Regions from separate parts of the Mus musculus genome. Here region 1 is linked to region 2. A link is a contact called in ENCODE POLR2A ChIA-PET data. All regions are on one chromosome and are shown on one strand. Each heading gives the region's core, a stretch centred on a gene start or an enhancer-like site at or near the end of the contact. The rest is flanking DNA. Distances are from core to core; before and after follow the strand shown.

What was found. ChIA-PET counts read pairs that join two places held with the same protein, here RNA polymerase II (POLR2A).
Region 1: POLR2A ChIA-PET joins it to region 2 with 12 read pairs in Patski. The contact joins the promoter of Gusb here to the promoter of Chchd2 in region 2. POLR2A ChIA-PET finds 5 or more read pairs at or near these places in 3 of 5 experiments (Patski and embryonic stem cell).

Annotation. Positions count from the first base shown.
Region 1 is chr5:129,999,522-130,006,936 of GRCm38, reverse strand. It overlaps Gusb (glucuronidase, beta), which reads left to right and starts at 3,888. Exons shown (of 12, transcript NM_010368.2): 1 at 3,888-4,330; 2 at 5,995-6,180; 3 at 6,395-6,576; 4 at 6,868-7,010; 5 at 7,409-7,415. The coding sequence starts at 4,121.
Region 2 is chr5:129,881,686-129,888,888 of GRCm38, reverse strand. It overlaps Chchd2 (coiled-coil-helix-coiled-coil-helix domain containing 2), which reads left to right and starts at 1,419. Exons shown (of 4, transcript NM_024166.6): 1 at 1,419-1,691; 2 at 4,706-4,955; 3 at 6,310-6,460. The coding sequence starts at 1,642.

The sequences.
Region 1 (7,415 bases), core at 2,639-5,138, 120 kb before region 2:
TACAGAGAATTTACATTTTAAAGATTTATTTATTTATTTATTTATTTATTTATTTAGTTTATATGAATACACTGTCCCTGTTTTCAGACACACCAAAAGAGGGCATCCAATCCCTTTACAGGTACTTGTGAGCCACCATGTGTTTGCTGGGAATTGAACTCAGGACCTCTGGAAGAACAGTCAGTGCTCTTAATCGCTGAGCCATCTCTCCAGGCCCAGAGAGTTTATATTTTAGCTTTTTAAAACTATATGGTATCTTTTCCTGGGCTGTTTTTTTTTTTCCTTTGTCCTGGAGATGGCCTTATGACCCAGATAATCTTGCTGGGGCCTCCAAATATTAAGGAGTTTGTGACCCATGGAAAAAGACCATAGACTAGAAACAATTGTAATTAAAAAACTTTATTGATCAGCTGCTAGCAGGATGAACAGTCTCTGATCCAAATTTGAGATTGCCATGAAGGAAGGCTATGGGTAAGACTTTTAAAGGAAAAAATCACACGAAGACCTTCAGTATCTAGGCAAGCAAGTACAAACTGTTCTCTTCTGCCAGGTTCAGCAGTTAAGGCAACTCAAAACAATCTTTGAATATCTACATAAGCAAAGTACAGAAGCAAACCCAGCAGTTAGCCATGTTATAACAAGTATATAGACACAGCTGCACAGTTTTGGGTGGGGGTCACTGAGTCAGGGTTACTGGGGACTATAACCAGAAACAAAGGGCTGGTGAGAACCAAGATGGATGCCTAGCATAAAATGGAGCTTCTTTAGCCAGAAAGACGCTCATTCATTTACTCATGATTGAGAGAAGTTGAGTTTGGGACAGTTTACTCATTAAGGACAAAGACGGAAGAGTTCGCTCATTAAGGACAAGTGTTGGGAGTGACCCTGTTTAAATGTTAACTTAAACATAAGCAGCCCTGTTTTAATGTTCACTTGTCAGCCATAAGTGCTTCCTTACAAAGTCTTGGCCTTAGTGAAAAAGTACGAGCTTAGTTGAGATTTCTGTGGGAAAAGTTGAGGCCTCTGTGGGAAAGCACTACCCCCAGTTAAGAACAAATAGCTAGCCGGGTGGTGGTGGCTCACACCTTTAATCCCAGCACTTGGGAGGCAGAGACAGGCAGGTTTCTGAGTTCAAGGCCAGCCTGGTCTACTAAGTGATTTCCAGGACAGCCAGGGCTACACAAGGTTTCAAGCCCTTCTTGAAAAACCAAAACAAACAAACAGAAACCAAACAAAACAAAAACCAAAAAAAAGAATAGCTATAGATCTTGTGGACAGGTACCTAGCAACCCATTCCGTTCTATTTCTCTTGCTGAACTTTTTACCTAGCTAATATCCTGCTTTTGGGAACAGGTGTGTTCCCCCAGATACAAAGCGATTCTGCGTCATCCCTCTCCCACACCCTGCTTCTGTGAGCATAAAACCTGGAATAATAAAATTTGACAGCTTGATCCATCAGACTTGCTGTCTGTCCTTGTGTTTCTTGCCCCCCATTCTCTCCACGGGCGCTTCCTCAGACCCTGTTCAGCTGTCTCAAGGGCCGGGACAGACAAGGATACAAAGGCTTCCAGGAGAAGGGAGAGTCAAAACCCGGAATCAAAGCAATTTAGTCAAGCATAGATGACATTTGTATGCTGTTAATGGGATTGCAACTTAAGAAAACACAGATTTAGTTACAATAGTAGGCTCAGGTTCTTCAAAACAGCCCTGGTATTTATAGCTTAAACAGACTGGCCTGGGAGGTGGCCCAGTTGGTAAGTCGGTTGCTGGGCAGGCATGAAGAGTTTGAATCTGAATTCCCCAGCACTCACATAAAAATCAGGGCACAAAGCACCCCTAACCCCTTAGCTGGGAAGACAGTAAAAGGTGAATCTTTGGCTCCAGCCAACCAGTTTAATGGGGTTCGTGAGCTCCAAGCTCAGTCCCAACATACAAGGCAGAGGGGCTTCTGAGATGGCTTAGTGAATACAGGTGTCTGCTCCCAAGTCTGATGACTGAGTTCTGTCCTTGGGACTTACAGGGTAGAAGGAGGAACAACTCCAGCCAGACATCATCTGATCTTCACACAGTGCAGGCACACATGCAAATTAATATATAAATAAACAAACTAAGATATAATAAGATGGATGGGACTGCAGACAGGGCTCAGGGTTTAAGAGCACTGGCTGTTCTTTCAGAGGTCCTGGGTTCAGGTCCCAGCACCTTCAAGGTGATTCACAATTATTTGTAACTTTAGTTCCAGGGGATTCAATTCTGGCCTCCAAGGGTACTTCACACACCTAGTACACACTGATAGGTGCAGGCAAAACATCCATATGTTATTTATATCTTTGAGGTTACTATGTAGCCTATCCTTCTACCTCAACATCCTGAGAGCTGGCCGTAGATGAGAAGCACCATGTCCAGTTCTAGGGAAGTTTTTTGTAGTTGCTGCTGTTCTTAGTGTTTATTTTCTGTTTCCCAGGGTTGCACTGGCATGTATGTCTATGCACCACATGGTCCAGTGCCTGTGGAGGCTAGAAGAGGTCATTCGATCCTCTAGGAGTGGAGTTAAAAAATGGTTGTGAGCTGCCATGTGGGTGCTGGGAATCAAACGGGGTCCTCTGGAAGAACAGCTAATGCTCTTAACCACTAAGCCATTATCTCTCTAGCCCTCCCCAGCAAATAAATAAATAAATAAGTCAGTCCTTTTAAAAAAAGGATTGACCTTTAACCTCTACCTGCACACGGTCATGTGTATACACACATCTGAAGCAGGCACCTGAAACATAAACACTCAAATATAAATAAGTGGATTGGAAGCTAGCATACCTGTGCTTGGCCAGTTTTACTCATGCTGAGAATCATTTCTTCTGTTCAGCGTCACCCCCAACCCCTTAACAAGCATACTGGTAATTGCAACAAAATGTAGGTATTTGTAACAACAACAACAACAAATGGGGAACCTTCTCTTGTGCTTAAGTTCAGCAGGCTTTAATAATGCTTTAGGGAGCAGGGCAGTGGTGGTGCACTCCTTTAGTCCCAGCCCTCAAGTGACAGAGGCAGGTGGATCTCTGAGTTCCAGGCCAGCCAGTTTAGACTAACTAAACAGAGCTCTCTGGAAAAACCCAAATCAAAACGAACCAAACAAAAACATTCTTTAGGGAACTTCCTTTTGGCTCAGTCTGAAAATCCAAATGCACACCTTGGGGTGGTTGTATCTTTAGTTCAACTCAAAGATTTAGGTTGAAACCTAAATGATATTTACCTCCGTTTTAAGAACTGGAAACTAACCAGGTGGCATATGCCTTTAGTCCCAGCACTCAGGAGGCAGAGGCGGGAGGTATCTCTGTGATTTTGAGCCTGGTCTACAGAGTTCCAGGACAGCCAAGGCTTCAAGACTCGCTTAGCTGTATATGTACTTGCCCAAGAGTGAAATCTGAGCACTGTTTGCTCAAGCCTGTTAGCTAGAGAGGCTGGAGTGATGGATTGGGGGTGGGGGTGGGGTGAGAGTTACTAAGACCACTTTCAGAGAATGGCTGCTGCAGGTCATGTGAACCGTCATCGCAACCTTCATTTGTGACTCGAATGACATCACACAGGTCCAGGAGACACTTCTTTCATGGCCATTGCTGTCAGTTCTACTCCCTTCCTCAGAGACCTCTAAGAAGAGACCTAGCTTCGAACCTGCCTGCGTGTCCTTTCCAGGCTTTAATAACAAACTCCCCAAATTCTTCTCAGTGTCTCTTTTGAACTCTCATCCTTTCACAGGAGTTATGAAGAAACAGTGGGATCAGGGACTTCAGGGCTTCTTTCAGATCTTAGCCTAGTGGTCCTGAGGGGCAAGCCCCAGAGTGTGAGGGAAGGAGGGGGAGATATTAATAGATGTGAGGCAGGCAGCGGCTGACGTCAGGCATATGGGGAAACGATCCAGGACTTCAAGCGACTTCCTCTTTCTGCAGAGTCCAGCCTTGGGGCCTCTAGATAGCCTTGAGCCAGCAGCTGTACAAGCGCTTGCCCTCAACCAAGTTGGCGCAGGCGGCTTCTCTCGAGAACATGTGACTCTTCCAGGTCCCGCCTCTGCCCTCCCAGAGAGGAGGCTAAAAAGCCCAGCCGCTGGTCGGTGGGCAGCCTGGCCAGTATGTCCCTAAAATGGAGTGCGTGTTGGGTCGCGCTGGGCCAGCTGCTGTGCAGCTGCGCGCTGGCTCTGAAGGGCGGGATGCTGTTCCCGAAGGAGAGCCCGTCGCGGGAGCTCAAGGCGCTGGACGGACTGTGGCACTTCCGCGCCGACCTCTCGAACAACCGGCTGCAGGGTTTCGAGCAGCAATGGTACCGGCAGCCGCTACGGGAGGTGCGCGCTCCCTGGGACCCGGGGTCTGGAAGCTTCCAGAAGTCAGGGGATGGGCGGAGGGATGCCTGTACCTGGAGATCCCCTTGTGCTCACCTAGAGGAGGTTAATATGGGTTTGCAGGCTGGGGAGGGGAGCGACCAGAGCAGGAAGTGGGACCTGGCATGCTGAGAACCGCATGGTTTCTGCTAGGCAGGCGCTGCCCCAGGCAATGGATTTTTTTGTTTTTGTTTTTTTAAAGCTTTTAATTTTACTTCATAGTGCTGGGACTTGAACCCAGGGCCCTGTGTGTGCTTGTCACTACTGAGCCTTTTGTTTATGTTTTGAGGCTGTGTCTCCTTCGATAACCTAGGCTGGCCTGGATGTCCGGGTGAATCTCTTGCTCCCACTTTAACTTTCCTGAGTGTTGTAGATGTTTGTGCACACGCCTCCTGCATCCCGGTGCACATACCTCCCATGCTCTTTCCCATCTTGTGAAAAGTAGAATCCTAGGAGATGCTACCCACTACAGAGATTTGGGGGCGGGGGTAGAGGAGGGGGGAGCAAATGTGACTTTGCACAGAGCTAGCAGAGGACCCTCATCCCTGCTCTCCTTTCCTACCTAGGTAGGGTTGGCGCAGAAGCAGGCTGAAGCAAACCTGTGTGCTCACAGTCTCCTCCTCTCTCAGATTCATTCATTCATCCTACCTCGTTTCCTATTGGGCTCTCTCCTCTTCCTCTCTTCTCTCTCTTTGTTTAAAATGTGTACCCATTATTTATGTGGGGTGGGGGGGCGCCACCCGTGTGCTACACAGTACATGTGGAGGTTGGAAGATAACTTGCTGGAGTCTGGTCTCACCTAGGTCACCAGGGATGTAACTAAGGTCATCAGGCTTAGTGGCTAGTGCCTTTAACCCACCAAGTCATCTCACCAGCTCTGTGTGTGTGTGTTTGAGACAGCGACTCACATTAACCTCCGACTCATAGCCATGTGGCTCCCTTAGCCTCCCAGGTTGCTAGAGTTACAAGTGATGAACCACCACACCTGGCTTAGACTCTCAGTTTTCAACTGCACTGCCCAGCATTCAGCAAAAGAGGAAGTAAGGAGAGGACATTGCCACCACAGGCCTTCTCTGTTTCCTTGGGGGCCCCTGTTCCCTGCTGTTGGCCTTCTTCCTTGTAGCAATGGTCACCTGCCTTTTATGTCAGGGTCTGGTCTTTCCTGTTTTAGACTGGCCTGTGGCTCTTTCCATGGAAATCTTGGCTCTGGTACTATCTGCCCTGAGAAAGAACTTGGTTTGAACAGTCTTTTTCCATCAACTGTCCTGCAGAGTTCACTTGTGGATGCAGCCAGTATTTTACAGAGTCTCTCCCCTGTGTCCCCTATGGTTCTCTAGGGTGCTGGGGGCGCAGTCGTGAAGAATAGACCCAATCCTTCTCTTTAGCCAGAGTCTCCTGTATCCTCAGGTCAGCCTCAGATATACTATGAAGCAGAGGATAGCCAGGGAATGACCCTGAACGTCCATCTTCCTGGCTGCACCTCTCATCTGCTAGGATTACTGGTGCGCTCCGCCATGATTGGCTTATACAATGCTGGAGTCGGAACACAGGATTTCATCGGTGGTAGGCCAGGGCTTTACCAGCTGAGCCACATCCCCAGCACGTGACTCCACTTCTTCTTTCCCTAGTCGGGCCCAGTCTTGGACATGCCTGTCCCTTCTAGCTTCAATGACATCACCCAAGAAGCAGCCCTTCGGGACTTTATTGGCTGGGTGTGGTATGAACGGGAAGCAATCCTGCCACGGCGATGGACCCAAGATACCGACATGAGAGTGGTGTTGAGGATCAACAGTGCCCATTATTATGCAGTTGTGGTCAGTATAGGGAGAGGTTGGCTGGGGGCAAGGCAGTCTGGGCTGTCCAGAAGGGCTCTGTGTCATGGGTCAGAGAAGGGTTGCTTTGTGGGCTCCATTAGAACACCATTCTTCCATCTGATGGCGGGGGCCCTCTTCTGGAAGGGGGTACCCAAGACAGACAGCAGAGCCCTGTGGCCATTTACCCTCTGCTCATCTCTCCTTGTGTCTGCAGTGGGTGAATGGGATTCATGTGGTGGAACATGAGGGAGGTCACCTCCCCTTTGAGGCTGACATTAGCAAGCTGGTCCAGAGTGGGCCCCTGACCACCTGCCGGATCACGATTGCCATCAACAACACACTGACCCCTCATACCCTTCCGCCGGGGACCATCGTCTACAAGACTGACACCTCCATGTGAGCAGCATCCTCCCCCCCCCCCCTCCTGCCCAGCAGACTTCCCCATAGGGAGAATGGTTCTAGCTCTGGATCTGATGAGACCGGCGTCGCATGCTAGGAGGGAAAGTGATTGCTGGAAGTTCTCAGGCCAGCTAGAAGGTAGAACCAGTGCCTGAGGTTGTCTTCTGATCTGCACATGTGCACTGTGGTGTACACACACACACACACACACACACACACACACACACACACAGAGGAGGCGGATTTAAAAAGCCACACAGATAATGGACCTTTGTTTTCCCACCCTAGGTATCCCAAGGGTTACTTTGTCCAGGACACAAGCTTTGACTTCTTCAACTATGCGGGACTGCATCGATCTGTGGTCCTCTATACCACCCCTACCACTTACATCGATGATATCACTGTGATCACTAATGTGGAGCAAGACATCGGTGAGGAATCCCGGCGGGAGGCTCTGTGCTAGGCTGGGTCCATTTTTATCTCAATTCCCAAGAGGAAAAAAAATCCCTAAGGAGAAAAAGGCTTCAAGCATCTTTTAGCCCTCCCCTGCCTCATTATCCTCAGAAGATAAGACTCAGACTGCCCAAGCTGACACCTTTCTGGTGGGTCTTCCTTTGCAAGGAAGTGAGGACCAATGACAGGTGGGGTCTTGTCTAAAGTGACATCACTCAAAACATTGGGTCACTTCCTTCCTCCTTGTAACTCCTAATCTCTGCACAGTAAGATTTAAAAAAAACTAAATAAATAAAAGGACAAGCAGTTGTTCGCTATTGTCTTGGGACCTAAGGGGACTTCTGGGACTGGTATGATATCTGTTTCTGTCCCACAGGGCTGGT
Region 2 (7,203 bases), core at 170-2,669:
GACTTCCATTGTCCTTGTCACAGATAGTTCCCCAGGGGTAACAGAGCTGAAAATGGTTTTCACGGACTGTCACCAGTGATCGCTTTCCCACTGCCACAGAACAACTATGATAAGATCTCCTTTCATACACAGTGCCTGACAAGGTGGCAGAGGAAAACTCTTCCCCCATTCCCCTGGGCATTTGGTGGGGAGGAGAGTCCCCTGTTTCTCCATCAGATGGCCTACTGCTACTCTGTAGGACTATATGACCTCATGGGCAATGTGTAGGAATGGTCTTCATCCACATTACGAGGACAAGAGTGTTTTCCAGGAAGCATCATGGATTGACACTGCAGATATCTCTGCCAATCAATGGGCTCAGGTCACCAACATCCTCTGTGGTGAGAGCTTATGGGACCACAAGCCTCTGTGGCCACAGTTGAGGAGACTTCTAGATTCAATGATTCTCAACTTTCCTAATGCTGCAACCCTTTTATACAGTTCTGGATACTGGAATGTGGGCATCTCTGCATTTGAGCAGTCTTACGTGGAAAAGAGCAGTAACTCAGTCCCTAAATCACAGTCTGAAACCCACAGGTTGAGGACAACAGCTTTAGAGGCCTGTTCTTTGATATGCAGATGATCTTACTGGCTAGTATTAAGTCAGGATGGTCTTCTTTTATTATGGAAATAGCGCTTAATTGAAGACGAGCCTTGGTAAATATGAGCAGAAAATTTCTCTGCAACAGAAACTTGAATTATGTACAGAATTTTCTTTCTCATAGTTTCTTTTTTTTTTAAGATTTATTTATTTATTATATGTAAGTACACTGTAGTTGTCTTCAGACACACCAGAAGAGGGTGTCAAATCTCGTTATGGGTGGTTGTGAGCCACTTTGTGGTTGCTGGGATTTGAACTCCGGATCTTTTGAAGAGCAGTCAGTGCTCTTCTCCGCTGAGCCATCTCATCAGCCCCTTTTTCATAGTTTCTAATAAGCTCGGCTAGTTCACTATCTTCCAGACATGTTGGGAGCAGAGCTCCTTTAGCGAAATTCTGCTTATGTAATTTAATATTTCCAAACACGTTTATTAGTAAATTCTTTATAACAGAAAAACAGAGTTTTTCCTGCGTGACCAGTACTAGGAGGCTGAGACGTGAGAACAGCGAGATCCAAGGCAACATCCGTTACCGGAGGCATTGTCCCAAAACAAAACAGAGAAGGGTTAAGTAAACAGCCCAAGAGCAGACCCCAGTAAGCCCCTAATCCAGTTTACTTGAGAGGCTAAGGCAGGAGACAGTGAAAATCAAGGTCAGTCAGGTTGTGGAGTAGGCCAGCCGGCCATCGGAAGCAAAAACCTAACCTCCACCATTGAATCGGAGGACAAAATTTGAGAGTGCAACCCCAGGAACTTCCGGTTAGCCTTAGCTCCTCCTCGCCAACTTCGTAACTTCCGGGCCTAGGACGCTGAGTCCAGGCTCTGCCCATTACTGATATCTCCTTTGTCCAATAACCTTTAGCGCCCGAGCTTTTCCTGATTTCTTATTGGTTGCCCGGTGAGGTACCGCCTCCACCCTTCCTCTCTCCTTGGTAGAAATTGCTGGACGCTTCTGTACGTTTCGCAGTTTGTCTTCGCTGATCGGTGAGACTTCGAGCAGTTAGGATGCCGCGTGGAAGCCGAAGCCGCACTTCCCGGGTGACTCCTCCGGCCAGGTGAGACCCTCGGGGCCGGGAACCGAGCGCGGGCCGCCAGGGCAAGGTTCTGTAGCCTGAGGGCTGCGAAGGCGACCGGTGAAGAGACGGAGCGAGCGGTCGGGAAGGGATCCGCTGGTGGGGCGGACTTCCTGAGAACAGGGACATGGTCGGTGCACTCGGGGAGAGGACTCTGAAACGTGACCTTTTCCCTAGACAGGCTGGGGGAAGGGCTGTCGAGGGCGTAGTATACAAGGAGGCGAGGAAAGAAAGATGCGTGGTAAACTCTTGGCCAGGGGTGGGGGTGGGGTGGTTTTTGTATTTTCTTTGTTCTACTCACTGCGTTTTTGAGTCTCAGGTTAGCCTTGAACTTTATGGCCTCGCTTGGCCTTCCTTGATTTTCCTGACTCCGCTTCCTTAGGGCTGGGATTGCCGGCTTTAAAGATTTTCTTTTCTTTTATTTATTTATTTTTTTAAGGAAAAAGAAACAAAGAAAATTGCGGGCTGTGTGTAGAGGGCCGAAAATTTAAAGCTATGTCTTTCCATCACTTGGGTCCAAGATGTCTACCATTTTGTGGTAAACGATCTATTGAGCTACCTTGCCGGCCGACCTAAAAAACAAATAGGAAATTGTTGACACCCCTCCCCCCAGTCCAGATTCTGAGGTCCCTCCTTGGGGTAATAAAATCGTAGAAAACTAAAATTGTGCTCATACTGGGAGTGAACCTCGGGAGTGCATGTTGTAGCGCATGCGTCATCTGTCATCAAGATAGTCCCTTGTGCCTCCTTCTCCCGGAAGGCAAGCGGGGGTTGCAACCAGTTCAAGGCTAGCAAGGCTACCCATAGAGAGATTCCTGTCCAGAACCCCCCCAAAAATATGAGTCAAAGTTGCAGCTCAGGCAGGTCACTTTCCCTAGATTTTTCTTTTTGGATTGGCGTGGTGGTTTGTTGTTTCCTTGAAAGGGGTTTTCACTATGGCCCTGGCTGGCCTTGAACTCCAAAGAGGCTGCCCGCCTCTGCCTCCCAAGGACTGGGATTAAAGGTATGGGCTACCAGACCTTGCCCACGGCACCCTAACCCGGCCCCCACTTTTTTTTTTTTTTTTAAGATTTTTTTTTTCTTAGTTTATTTTATGGGCTGGCGAGATGGCTCAGCAGGTAAGAGCACTGACTGTTCTTTGGAAGGTCCTGAGTTCAAGTCCTGGCAATCACATGGTGGCTCACAACCATCTGTAATGAGGTCAGATGCCCTCTTCTGGGGTGTCTGAAGACAGCTACAGTGTACTTATGTATAAAATAAATCTTTAAAAATTTTTATTTTATGTATATGAGGAGTACACAGGTGGTTGTGAGCCACCATGTGGTTGCTGGGAATTGAACTCAGGACCTTTAGAAGAGCAGTCTGTGCTCTTAACTCCTGAGCCATCTCTCCAGCCCAAACCTTTCTTGATTTATTTATTTATTTTTGAGGCAGGATTTTTCTGTGCAGCTCTGGCTGTCCTGGAACTCACTCTGTAGACCAGGCTGGCCTCGAACTCAGAAATCCGCCTGCCTCTGCCTCCCAAGTGCTGGTTAAGTTCAGCCCTTTCTAACTGGGTAAAATGAAGGCATTGGACTGCATTCCTAATATCACCTCATGACTTTTAGATTTTGTTGACTTGTGACTGTCTTTCTCCATTGTCAACACTGGTTCTAAATCCTTCTTCTAAATGGCCTTGTTCACTAACTGAATAGCCGGGATGGCCAGTGTATTTATGCCTCTGTGTGTGCTGGAGAACCTCGGTACCTGTGTGAAGGTCCAAGGGCACCTTATTGGGGTTGGTTGTTTCTTTCCACCTTCTGGGTTCCAGGAGTCAACCAACCTCAAGGTGTCAAGCATCCTTCTCCAGTGAGTCTTTGACCAGCCGCCTGTCCTCCTTCCAGCTCTAAATCTTAATTCAGATGTTCACTAGGTTAGTCCTTGACTGTCCTCAATTTTTTTTTACATGGCAACACCTGTCTGATATTTCTGAAACTGATAGACCAATAAAAGGAAAGCTGTTTGCTCATTCTGTTTTTGTTTTTTTTTTTTGAAACAGGGTTTCTCTGTGTAGCCCTGGCTGTCCTGGAACTCACTCTGTAGACCAGGCTGGCCTTGACTCAGAAATCCGCCTGCCTCTGCCTCCCAAGTGTTTGCTCATTCTATAGCTTCTAATGCCTCGGAGCTCAGAGAGGTCCAACTGTCATTTAAATAAATCAATCCTTTGGGGAACTTTCTAACTTTAATTGTCCATGAGTGGACATATGCAAATGAATGGGCACTAGAGCCTTGGAAACTCAGAGGGGTCAGATGACCTGGCCCTGAGTTTCCACGTTACTGCTTCCTGAGTGTGCACTACCACGCCTAACTGTATGACAGCATTGCTCACCATTTTGAGACAAGGGTATTGATTGTTAGGTTGGCCTTAAAAATCACTGTATAGAGCAAGGATGAGAGTAGATATGCCAAACTGTACTGTGCTGTACAGTGAAAAGTCCACAGACCTCAGCCTTACATAAAGAATACAGCAACTTGGGCTGGAGAGATGACTCAGAGGTTAGGAGCACTGCTCTTCCAGAGGTCCTGAGTTCAAATCCCAGCAACCACATGGGGACTCACAACCATCTCTAATGAGATCTGATGCCCTCTTCTGTTGTGTGTGAAGACAGCTACAATGTACTCACATAGATGAAATGAATAAATAAATAAATATTAAAAAAGAATACAGCAACTAATTCGGAAGCAGGAGCACACCAAGCGGTCAGCAATGTACAGAAATGTGTGTGTGCCCACAGGTATGCATCTAATAAAGATGATGAAAAAGGAGGCTATCAGTTTGAAAATAGATCAAGGAAGGGTATTTGGGAGAGGGTTAAAGTAGAAATAAGTCACTGTATGGTGAAGATGGCCCAGATCTGGTTTTTCTACCTATGTGCCTCTGAACCTGGCCCATTTGGTCTCTTGAGTAGATTGCAAAGCCATTTGTCTGGGACCTGAGGAGTTTTGTTCTTTTCCAGCCGGGCCCCTCAGATGAGGGCTGCTCCCCGAAGAGCACCTGCAGCTCAGCCTCCAGCAGCAGCTGCGCCATCTGCAGTTGGCTCACCTGCCGCTGCGCCCCGGCAGCCAGGCCTGATGGCCCAGATGGCTACCACCGCGGCCGGTGTGGCTGTGGGCTCTGCAGTGGGACACACCCTGGGTCACGCCATCACTGGGGGCTTCAGCGGAGGTGGCAGTGCTGAGCCCGCAAAGCCCGACATCACTTACCAGGTGAGCTTTGGGGCAGCTTCTCCTTTCTGAGATGAGTTGGCAGCTGGCGAGCATCTTTTATGAATAAGCATTTACTCTGATACCATGAGGACCTGAGTTCAAATCCTATGAGCCCACAAAAAAATCAGGCATAGCCATACATAACTGTAACCACATGCATTGTGGGGTGGAGACAGGCAGTTTCCACAGCAGGGCCAGCCGGCCTGCTGAGATGAAATTAGTTTCTGGTTCAGTGAGAGGTTCTGTCTCCAGGAAATAAAAGAGAGTGGTTGAGGGTATGTTTGGTCTATCTCCCCTTGGGCACATCTGTCCACACACTCATGGGAGCATCACACACAAAGCCACATAGAGTGGTCCGAGTTACAACAGGAGTTCAGCCTAGGTTACTGTACAACAGCCGTTTTCCCTTTAGGTGATGCTTGTTTTTGAGAGCATATCACTCAAATTAGCCTTGAACTGGCAAGCCTCCTGCCTTGGCTTTAAGTACTTATCTTGGCCACACTTTTACTGTTGCTTTTGAAGACAAAGTCTTCACTGTGTGACCCAAACTGACTTCTAACTTGTAACAGTCTTCTTGGCCTCTCAAGTGCTGGTGTCACAGGCAGAGCCCTGAGCCCTGAGGCCTGGCCTTTGAAGTCAGCCTTCCTTACACAATCAGTCCCTTTTGGGGCTTTATGACCCCTTACCTAGTTTTTTTGTTGTTGTTGTTGTTTTTGTTTATATGTTTTTTTACTATTTCTTTGTCTGGGGTAGATGTATTTTCTAAGGAGCATGTATTTCTGGTATGTCTGAAATTCTCATCCATCTCTTTCCCATGATCCAGTTTTCCTTATGAATGCTTCAATATACATACATACATATATATAAAATACACATATATATCCACATATATATACACACCAATATACATATATAAACATATATGTATACATATATATATAAAATACACACATGCTCACGTGACAGTGTGTGGGTGTGTTGTGCTGGGATCAAACCTCAAACCCGGGGCAAAGAATACAGTCTTACTGTGGAGTCCCTAGCCCGTTTTTAAAGTTTTGGTCTTAATGTTTACAATGGTAAGGCCCAGCCCAGAGCCTTGAGTGTACTGAGCAAGGTCTTCATAGAACCTTGGCTCCCATTTACGCTCCAGATGATGTGATTCGGTGTTTGTTGCTTTTGGTTCTGAGTTGGCGAGGACATCTTTGTTCTTTACATCGTTTTCACTGCCATGTTCCTGGCTGGCACTAAACTTGCACCTTTCTCCAGTTGTTCCCCAGCTCCCAGTGTGTGAGCGCTGCCCTTGGGTGGTGCCCTGTGCTTTCTCATCTCAACACAAGATGCTGTGTCTTTGCAGGAGCCTCAGGGAGCCCAGCTGCAGAACCAGCAGTCTTTTGGACCTTGCTCTCTAGAGATCAAGCAGTTTCTGGAGTGTGCTCAGAACCAGAGCGATGTCAAGCTCTGTGAGGGCTTCAACGAGGTGCTGCGGCAGTGCAGGATTGCAAATGGTAGGCGACTTGTCCCTCTGCTCGGGGTGATGGTCCTGAACCCTATTTAGTTTTGGAGTTAAGTATTTACAGTTCAGTGCTTGTTTTTGTTTTCCCAGTTTCAATTAGAGTACTGGTTCTCAACCTTAGGCCCTCATGCTGTAGTGACCTGGAACCATAAAGTTATTTTTGTTGCCTTTTTTTTTTTTTTTTTTTTTTTGAGACAGGGTTTCTCTGTGTAGCCCTGGCTGTCCTGGAACTCACTTTGTAGAGCAGGCTGGTCTCGAACTCAGAAATCCGCCTGCCTCTGCCTCCCAAGTGCTGGGATTAAAGGCGTGGGCCACCACACTAGCTTTGTTGCTATTTTGTAATTATAATTTTGATACTGTTATGAACTGTAGGGTAAATGTCTTATATGCAGGATATCTGGTATGTGATTCCTCTGAAAGGGGTGGAGACCGTCAGGGTGAAAATAGCTGAGTTAGATGGGAGGGCGGTGAGGTATTTAGGAATGGAATTAAGAGGTACTTGTCCTAGCCAGGTGGAGGTCATGCACAGTTTTAATCCACTCAGGAAACAAGAAAACCCTGTCTCTCAAAAAAGCTAAAGTTCATGAAGTTCTCTGCCTGATAGAACTGATATCAGACCGTCCCACAACAGGGAAGACCCAGGCCTGAGGCCGATCCTCAACCTGAGAACTCCCAGACAGAATGCTGTGGACGAACTGGTCCACGAAATATCTATTTCCAGGACAGGGTTGTTAG